Linked DNA regions of Homo sapiens: region 2 is linked to region 1. The links are chromatin loops, found by intact Hi-C in ENCODE. Cell type or tissue: mesothelial cell of epicardium. All regions are shown on one strand.

Evidence for each region. Peaks named below come from ENCODE experiments on the same cell type or tissue, not always from the same donor. Only the 100,000 strongest peaks of a DNase experiment are listed, where the experiment ranks them.
Region 2: it touches region 1 in a loop (19-fold over the local background); 1 of 110 quality-filtered maps calls a loop at or near these places.

Annotation. Positions count from the first base shown.
Region 1 is chr1:29,338,979-29,343,978 of GRCh38, forward strand. All of the region lies in intron 1 of LINC01756 (long intergenic non-protein coding RNA 1756), which reads right to left. Among named protein-coding and RNA genes, the nearest start is that of LINC01756, 8.6 kb to the right of the region's middle. In mesothelial cell of epicardium, a CTCF peak has its summit at 2,131 (motif pointing right); no DNase peak of the experiment used is centred here.
Region 2 is chr1:30,434,345-30,439,344 of GRCh38, forward strand. No RefSeq gene overlaps it. Among named protein-coding and RNA genes, the nearest start is that of MATN1-AS1, 280 kb to the right of the region's middle. In mesothelial cell of epicardium, no CTCF peak of the experiment used is centred here; a DNase peak (open chromatin) is centred at 2,977.

The DNA.
Region 1 (5,000 bases):
GAGTCTCCTATGCCTACTTCTTTCTACACAGACACAGTAACAATCTGATCTCTCTTGCTTTTCCCCACAGTGGGCTAAGGTTAGTGGGCATGCCTGCTGAGATGCTGATGAAATTCAGAAGCTGCCTGTGAGGGTTTCTGTTGAACTTGCTGGGAAGCCAGCTGGAGCACTGGCTGCCAAGAAGTTTCTCAGAGTATTTGGGGTGGGAGGATAGGAAGCCATTTTTGGGAAGATGAGTGGAAGTGAGCTGGGGCTTCTATAGATCCTGCCTTTGAGAAGCCAGATATGGGAGGGCTGCTGCTATCACCAGCGGTGTGCTCTACTGAGTGTCCTGCACACCACCGAATGCAAGAAGAAGCCAAGTACTCTGGAATCAGAGTGTCCAACATCCTGCCAGTGCCATCTATTGACAAAATCAACACCATGCCAACTTGCAAGAGAAAACGTTCTAGTTTCACAAGCAGGCCATGAGGGGTGGATTTGGAACTCAGAAGCAATAAATGGCAACTGGTACAGGCTCCTCTCATTATTATTCTTAATCACCCACTTGGAGAATGTTTGCTTCTTGTCTTTGCAAATTTGAACTCTGCTGGCTTGGATATCTTTGTTCCTAAGGCAAGGATGGGGGGAATCCTAGAGGACACAACGTTGGTTCCAATGAATGGAAGGATGAGACTGCCTCTAGCCATTTGGGGTTCTTACGTCACCTATCAAACAGGCCGATAAAAGGGTTACTCTTTTGGATGGAATGATTGATCCTGGTTTCCACGGAAAAATTGGATTGCTTCTACACGATGGGGACAGGAGGGCTATGTCTGGAACTAAGGGGATTCTGCGGGTGTGCCTCTTAGTACTTCCAAGCCCAACTGTACAGGTTAATGGAGAACTTCATCAATCCAAAAAAGGCAGGATAATTGAGGGCTCCTATCATTCAAGAATGAAGTTTTGACTTTCTCTTCCTGGTAAAAAAAAAACCCCAACTAGCTGAGGTTCTGGTTGAGGGTAGGGAAGATTCGGAATGGGTAGTGGAAGAAGGAAATCATAGATATAAATTATGGCCTTGTGGTCAGTTACAGAAATGAGGACTAGAGTAGCTTTGCATATTTTCTCATTTATTGTTATGTGTATATATTTATGACTATGTTAATTGTTTCCTTCTCCTTCTTCCCGTTGGTATTATTCTTTTTCTTTTTTTTTTTTTTTGAGACAGAGTCTTGCTCTGTCACCCAGGCTGGAGTGCAGTGGCGCGATCTAGGCTCACTGCAACCTCCGCCTCCTGGGTTCAAGTGATTCTCCTGCCTCAGCCTCCCAAGTAGCTGGGACTACAGGAGTGTGCCACCACGCCGGGCTAATTTTTTGTATTTTTAGTAGAGACGGGGTTTCACTGTGTTAGCCAGGATGGTCTCGATCTCCTGACCTCGTGATCCACCCGCCTTGGCCTCCCAAAGTGCTGGGATTACAGGTGTGAGACACTGTGCCTGGCCTATTTTTCTTTCCAACTATTATTTCAGGTTCAGGGGTTACATGTGCAGGTTTGTTACATGGGTAAATTATGCGTCGCAGGGATTTGGTATACAGATTATTTTGTCACCCAGGTAATAAGCATGGTACCCAATAGGTAGTTTTTTGATCCTTACCCTCCTCCCAGCCTCCACCCTCAAGCAGGCCTGGGTGTCTGTTGTTCCCTTCTTTGTGTTCATGTGTTCTCCCCATTGTTATTTATATACCAGTTATTGGAGGTTAACTTTACCATATGGCCTTTAGGAAACAGAATATTCAGTGTGACTGTGCTGATTTTGAGGAGTTGTTCATATAGCCAGCAAGGGGTGAATGATGTTGGAACTACGTGTCTCCTTATTTTGAGGCAAGGGTGGGAACTTCCTTATGTGTACAAGGGATAACTGCATCTCCTTAGGTGGAAACACAGAGTTGCCTTGTTGTGAAGGGAAGTTTAAAAGTGTGTAGTAGATATATATGGAAGCTGATTCGTCAAAGGCAAGGACTGTGATGGTTCCACCAATTGTTTCTCAAGTCCACCCTTCTGTGTCCTGCTTTGTGTTACTGGAGCTGGACCCTATAAACATTTGTTTGCAGGCTGGTGCAATGTTAATCTCTGTCAATAGAGGGCAGTGGAGGGGTATTGAAAGGCTATAGAGATGGATGGCATTTCTTTGTTTTTTTTTTTTTTGTTTTGTTTTGTTTTTTGAGATGGAGTCTCTCTCTGTTGCCCAGGCTGGAGTGCAGTGGCGTGATCTTGGCTTACTGTAACCTCTGCCTCTCAGGTTCAAGCAATTCTCCTGTCTCAGCCTCCCCAGTAGCTGGGACCACAGGCACACACCACCATGCCCAGCTAAGTTTGGTATTTTTAGTAGAGATGGGGTTTCACCATATTGGTCAGGCTGGTCTTGAGCTCCTGACCTCAGGTGATCCACCCACCTCGGCCTCCCAAAGTGCTGGGATTACAGGTGTGAGCCACCGCGCCCAGCCTCATGAACAGTTCTTTACATTACATTTTCCATGTTTAGGTTACTGGTGTGGTCTCTGTCTTCTGAATGGTCTCTATTCACATACTCTCCACCCTGGCATCTGGCCTCCTTGCTGTCTCCATCTTAATCAGATTTGAGATGAAGATTTGGCCTCCCCCTTGCTCTCCTCTTGGCCTTTCTCTTCACCTCTGCCTCCTTCAGATCCGTCTTGGAAAGTCCCAGTTTCTGTGTGAACATGGTGAAGATGAGGATGTGGCATCTTCCCAGCATGCCTTGCAGAAAGGCCAAAGCCTAGAGCTGGGAATCAGGATGCCTGGGTTCTAGGCCCAGCTCAGCTTCTAACCTATGTCCTTTACAGGTGGGGAAAGTGAGGAGAAGTTGTGTCAGATGCCTACTTCCATCCAAGCTGCTCTAATGACCTGCAAAGGCTTTCTCCTCACCTCAATTTCCATGATGTTCTGTGATCCTCATGACAACCCTTCTTCTTACGGCTTGGCTGGATAGATCTTGTCATTATTATTCCACTTACATTATTATTCCAGTTGTATTATCGTTATTCTGATTAATACAGTGCTTCTTAACTGGGGGCAATTTTGCTTCCCAGGGACCATTTGGTTATCACAATGTGGTTTTGCTACTGACATCTAGTGGGTAGAGGCCAGCGATGCTGCTAAATATCCTACAATACATGGGACAGCCCCCGCCTTGGCCCCTCAACAAGAAATTATCTGGCCTGCAATGTCAGTAGTGCTGAGGATGAGAAGTCCTGAATTAATAGGTATAGAAAGAGGGGTCTTACAAGGGGAGGTGGCTTGCCCAGGGTCACACAGAAAGTGAGCAGCAGAGCTTGGATGAGAGCCTAGGCACTGAAACCCCTAGCCCTGGTCTTTTCAACCCTTCCCCATTCTTCTCCCAGGTCCAAGGGTAGGAAGGCAATGGAAAGCCAGTGAAACCTTCCCCGAGGAATTCTGTGCCTGCAGGTGGCTGACATTCTCCTCTCGCCTCCCTGCCTTACCAATCCCCAGCCACTTGCCAAGGCAGCCATCTGCTTTCTCAACTCCTGTTCTGAGCTGCTGAGAAGCTGCTGAGAAAACTGCACTTAGTGAGTACTGGCAACATCGCCAAGGGGTGATTGCCAACGTCAGCGGGCTCCAGCATCACCCATCGTTTCTGCCACCTCCCTGTCATCTGCTCCAACCGCCCTTCCCTTCAAGGACTATTCAGATCCTCCACCTTTCTTAAGTTCTCCCCTAGTCCCACCATCAGCTTTTTCACTCCCAGTAGTGACCTGACTTTCTCAAATACTCCCTTCTCTCCTGAACCTGTTCTCAGCCCGCTTGGGAAGAGGACTCTTAACTATCTCAGGACAGACTCTCTCCTCTGGTTGAGGGCCAGTCCGTTTCCACCTTCCGGACTGATTCCTTTCTGCCTTTGCGGGACATTGTCCCTATAGCGTTCTCTCTCTCTGTCCCCACTTCCCCCGGCATTTGTCAGCACCCCTGACTTCCCTGCATAAAGCCTGCTCAATCTCCCCCATACTTAATTTTAAAATAAATTCCTTTCTTGAAATCTTCTGGCCCCTCGAGCCACTTTCATTTCTTCCCCTCCCATCCACATACTGTTTGTACTGCCCAGATGAGCCACTCACCCTGCTTGCTCCAGCTGCAAACCTCCTACTCACCTTCAAACCCAGCTCAGATGTCAGCTTTCCTAAGATGCTGTAACAGATGTGGTTGGTGTCCCCCTCCCCTTGGCACTCTGAGTTCTGCAGTTACAGACAGTTCTGAGCATGCTGACAGCTTCCCACCTCAAATGCCTGCATCTCTTTCTCTCTCTGGCACCTGGAGAACTTGCTTGTCTGTGTGGCAGGTGTCAGCTAGGAGTACAGGGGACAGGAGGAGTTAATGCCTCGAGAGGTGGTGAACAGTGCCCACTACCCCTTGAGTCATGAGAGTGGGCTCTGGGGGCATCTTCCACGCAGGCCTCAGAGGCTCCCCAGCAGGACTGAGCCCCGAAGCTGCCGTCGCTGTAACCCACTGCCTAGTGCTTAGTTCATGCTTCACTGACTTTTCTCTTTTCCCCACTTAGTCGTTCCATTTCCACACTTTATCTGAGAGGGTTCCCCTCTCAGATAAACTATCAGCACTGGGGCCCTTGACTCAGGGCAAGCTGTTGAAATGACCATTTCCTGGGGTTGCTCACATTGGAAGCAACAGGTGGTTCATCCATGTGCTTCAAAAAGAGCACCCTTTGGGGCAGCCACCCTGAGACACACCCCTGTCCCCCTAACCCTGGAGGGAGTTAACTGCTCCCTCCTCCTGTTCCCTGATGCCTGTTATTGTTTCTTGACACAGAGTTTCTGTCTCTTGTTCCAGACTGTGAGTCCCTGAGATAAAAGCAAGCTCTTCCCTACCTCTGTGTCCCCTTAACCTGGCATGTCACCCTGGCACATCAGTGGCCAAGAAATGTTTACTGAGTGAGTGAGAAAAGGAATGGATGAAGGGGATAGGAGTC
Region 2 (5,000 bases), 1.1 Mb after region 1:
AGTTGAAGGAATACAAGATCAATACACAACAATCAAGTGTGTTTCTATATGCTAGCAATGAACAATCTGAAATGAAATTAGAAAACAATTCTATTTGCAGTAGCATCAAACAGAATAAAATACTTAAGAATAAATTTAACAAAAGCAGTGCAAAATCTATACTCTGAAACCTACAAAACATTTTGAAATAAATTGAGGAAAATCTAAATAAAGGGAAAGTTTATGGATCAGAAGACTTAATATTGTTAAGATGGCAATATACTGCAAGTTGATTTACAGATTCAGTGGAATCCTTATCACAATCCAGCTGCGATTTTTTGCAGAAATTGACAAGCTTATTCTAAAATTCATAAGGAAACTCAAAAGATCCAGAATACCCAAAACAATGTCAAAAAAAGAAGACCAAAGTTGAAAGACTCATACTACAAAGCTACAGAAATCAAAATACTGTGGTTATTTGCACAAGGATAAAGATAGATCAATGGAATAGAATTGACAGTCAAAATATAAACCATTACCCTTATGTCCAGTGAATTTTCAACAAGGATGCCAAGACAATACAATGAGACACAGAATACTCTTTTCAACAAATAGTGCTGGAACAATTAGGTATCCATACACAAAAGAATGAAGTTGTACCCCTATTTCACACCATACACAAAAAAATACTCAAAATATATCATAGGCCTCCATGTAAAAGTTAAAGCTATAAAACTCTTATAAGTAAACATAGGCATAAATCATCATGACCCTGGATTAGGCAGTAGTTTTTAGATATGACCCTAAAGCACAGCAAAAAAAGAAAAAGTAGATAAATTGGGATTCATCAAAATTAAGAACATTTGTGCCTCAAAGGACATCATCAAGAAAGTGAAAATACAACCCACAGAATAGGATAAAATTTGTGCAAATCATATATCTGATAGGTAACTGAAATAAATATAGAATATATAAAGAAATCTCACAACTCAACAATAAGTAGACAAGCCACCCAATCTATAAAAGGGCAAAGGATATGAATAGGCATTTCTCCAAAGAATATACACAAATGGCCAATAAGCACATGAAAAGATGCTCAACATCATTACTCATTAAAGCTATGCAAATCAAAACCACAGTGAGATACTACTTCATCCCTACTAGGATGGCTATAGCAAAAAGCTAGACAGCAACAGTAGTTGGTGAGGATGTGGAGAAATTGAAACTCTCATACACTGTTGGCCAGAATACAAAACGGTGCAGCCACTGTGGAAAACAGTTTAGCAGTTCCTCAAAAAGTTAAGCATAGAGTTACCACATGACCCAACAGCTCACTCCTCAGTGTATGCCCAGGAGAAATGGAAACTTCCCTTCCATTCAGGAGCCGCAGTCCACAGGACAAGCTGGGCTGGAGGGAGAGGAGAGCTGGAAGAACAAGAATGGGACAATTATTCCTGTGTGGGTCTCAAGGTGCCACGAAAAGGATTTTTCATGACTTTCGGACTTTAATACCCTGAGAGGCCTCTTATGGTTTCTGTGTGTGTGTGTGTGTGTGTGTGTGTGTGTGTGTGTGTGTGTGTCTGCTTCCTTGTGCGTGTGAGTCACTAATTATGTACAAAATAAGCCGTGACATGTGATGATACAGCCCTCATATAAAAGTATCTTCTCATAGCTCAGTAACTTAGGAGGCAAAGTCTAAAACAAATATTCAGCAGGCATTTTTTTCCAATTAAAAAATAAAAAATTATTAAAAACACCTCTGAGTCCCCTGTCTTCCCATAGTCCTTTAGCTACTTCAAGGAGGAGTAAGCTAAGAGGGGCAAGCTCTGGCAGTTTGGGGTGAGAGGACCTGTCTCGGTGGAGAAATGACAGTCATTTGCTCACGGCTTTTGATATGGTTTAGCTGTTTCCCCACTGAAATCTCAACTTGAATTATATTTCCCAGAATTCTCTTGTGTTGTGGGAGGGACCAATGGGGAGGTAGTTGAATCATGGGGGCCAGTCTTTTCCATGCTATTCTCATAATAGTGAATAAATCTCACGAGATCTGATGGGTTTATCAGGGATTTCCACTTTTGCTTCTTCCTCATTTTCTCTTGCCACCACCATGTAAGAAGTGCTTTTTGCCTTCCACCATGATTCTGAGGCCTCTCCAGCCCTGTGGAACTGTGAGTCCAATTAAACCTTTTTTTCTTCCCAGTCTCCAGTATGTCTTTATCAGAAGTGTGAAAACAGACAAATACAGTAAATTGGTACCAGTAGAGTGCAGCGTTGCTGAAGACATATTCAAAAATATGGAAGCGACTTTGGAACTGGGTAACAGGCAGAGGTTGGAAGAGTTGGAAGGGTTCAGAAGAAGACAGGAAAATATGGGAAAGTTTGGAACTTCCTAGAGACTTGTCAAATGTCTTTTCCCAAAATGCTGATAGTGATATGGACAATAAAATTCAGGCTGAAGTGGTCTCAGAAGGAGATGAAAAAGTTGTTGGGAACTGAAGCAAAGGTGACTCTTGTTATGTTTTAACAAAGAGACTGGCTGCATTTTGCCCCTGCCCTAGAGATTTGTGGAACTTTGAACCAGACAGAGATGATTTAGGGTATCTGACAGAAGAAATTTCTAAGCAGCAAAGTATTCAAGAGGTAACTTAGGTGCTGTTAAAGGCATTCAGTCTTATAAGGGAAGCAGAGCAAAAAAGTTTGGAATATTTGTAGCCTGACTATGAGATAGAAAAGAAAATTCCATTTTCTGGGGAGAAATTCAAGCCAGCTGCAGAAATTAGTATAAGTAGCAAGGAGCCTAATGTTAATCCCCCAAGACCATGGGGAAAATGTCTCCAGGCCATGTCAGAGAACTTCCCAGCAGCCCCTCCCATCACAGGCTTGGAGGCCCAGGAGGAAAAAGTGTTTTCGTGGGCCAGGTGCAGAGTCCCCGAGCTGTGTGTAACCTAGGAACTTGGTACCATGTGTCCCAGTGGCTCCAGCCGTGGCTGAAAGGGGCCAATGTACAGCTCAGGCTATGGCTTCAGAGAGTGAGAGCCCCAAGCCTTGGAAGCTTCTATATGGTGCTGAGCCTGTGGATGCATAGCAGCCAAGAATTGAGGTGTGGGAAACTCCGCCTAGATTTCAGAAGATACATGGAAACACCTCGAAGCCCAGGCAAAATTTTGTTACAGGGGTGGGACCCTCATGAAGAACCTCTGCTAGGGCAGTACAGAAAGGAAATGTGGGGTCAGAGCCCCCAAACAGAGTCCCTACTGGGGCACCACCTAGTGGAACTGTGAGAAGAGGGCCACCATCCTCCAGACCCCAGAATAGTAGATCCACCAACAGCTTGCACCATGCACCTGGAAAAGCCACAGACACTCAATGCCAGCCTGTGAAAGCAGCCAGGAGGGAGTAAGTCACAGGGGTGGAGCTGCCCAAGACTGTGGGAACCCACCTCTTGCATCAGCATAACCTGGGTGTGAAACATGGAGTCAAAGGAGATCATTTTGGAGCTTTAAAGTTTGACTGCCCCACTAGGTTTTGGATTTGCATGGGCCCTGTAACCCCTTTATTTTGGCCAATTTCTTCCATTTGGAAGAGCTGTATTTACCCAATACCTGTACCCCCATTGTATCTAGGAAGTAACTAGCTTGCTTTTGATTTTACAGGCTCATAGGTGGAAGGGACTTGCTTGTCTCAGATGAGACTTTGGGCTGTGGACTTTTGGGTTAATGCTAAAATGAGTTAAGACTTTGGGGGACTGTTGGGAAGACATGATTGGTTTTGAAATGTGAGGACATGAGATTTGGAGGGGCCAGGGCAGGAATGATATGGTTTGGTTGTGTCTCCATCCAAATCTCAACTTGAGTTGTATCTCCCAGAATTCCCACATGTTGTAGGAGGGACCCAGGGGGAGGTAATTGAATCATGGGGGCCAGTCTTTCCTGTGCTATTCTCGTGATAGTGAATAAGACTCACAAGATCAGATGAGTTTATCAGGGGTTTCCACTTTTGCTTCTTTCTCATTTTCTCTTGCCACCACCATGTAAGAAGTGCTTTTCGCTGAGAGGAGCCAAGATGGCCGAATAGGAACAGCTCCGGTCTACAGCTCCCAGCATGAGCGACGCAGAAGACGGGTGATTTCTGCATTTCCATCTGAGGTACCGGGTTCATCTCACTAGGGAGTCTGAGATCAAACTGCAAGGCAGCAGCGAGGCTGGGGGAGGGGTGCCTGCCACTGCCCAGGCTTGATTAGGCAAACAAAGCAGCCGGGAAGCTCAAACTGGGTGGAGCCCACCACAGCTCAAGGAGGCCTGCCTGCCTCTGTAGGCTCCACCTCTGGGGGCAGGGCACAGACAAACAAAAAGACAGCAGTAACCTCTGCAGACTTAAATGTCCCTGTCTGACAGCTTTGAAGAGAGCAGTGGTTCTCCCAGCACGCAGCTGGAGATCTGAGAACGGGCAGACTGCCTCCTCAAGTGGGTCCCTGACCCCTGACCCCCGAGCAGCCTAACTGGGAGGCACCCCCCAGCAGGGGCACACTGACACCTCACACAGCAGGGTACTCCAACAGACCTGCAGCTGAGGGTCCTCTCTGTTAGAAGGAAAACTAACACAGAAAGGACATCCACACCAAAAACCCATCTGTACATCACCATCATCAAAGACCAAAAGTAGATAAACCCACAAAGATGTGGAAAAAACAGAACAGAAAAACTGGAAACTCTAAAAAGCAGAGCGCCTCTCCTCCTCCAAAGGAACACAGTTCCTCACCAGCAACGGAACAAAGCTGGATGGAGAATGACTTTGATGAGCTGAGAGAAGAAGGCTTCAGACAATCAAATTACTCTGAGCTACGGGAGGACATTCAAACCAAAGGCAAAGAAGTTGAAAACTTTGAAAAAAATTTAGAAGAATGTATAACTAGAATAACCAATACAGAGAAGTGCTTAAAGGAGCTGATGGAGCTGAAAACCAAGGCTCGAGAACTACGTGAAGAATGCAGAAGCCTCAGGAGCCGATGCGATCAACTGGAA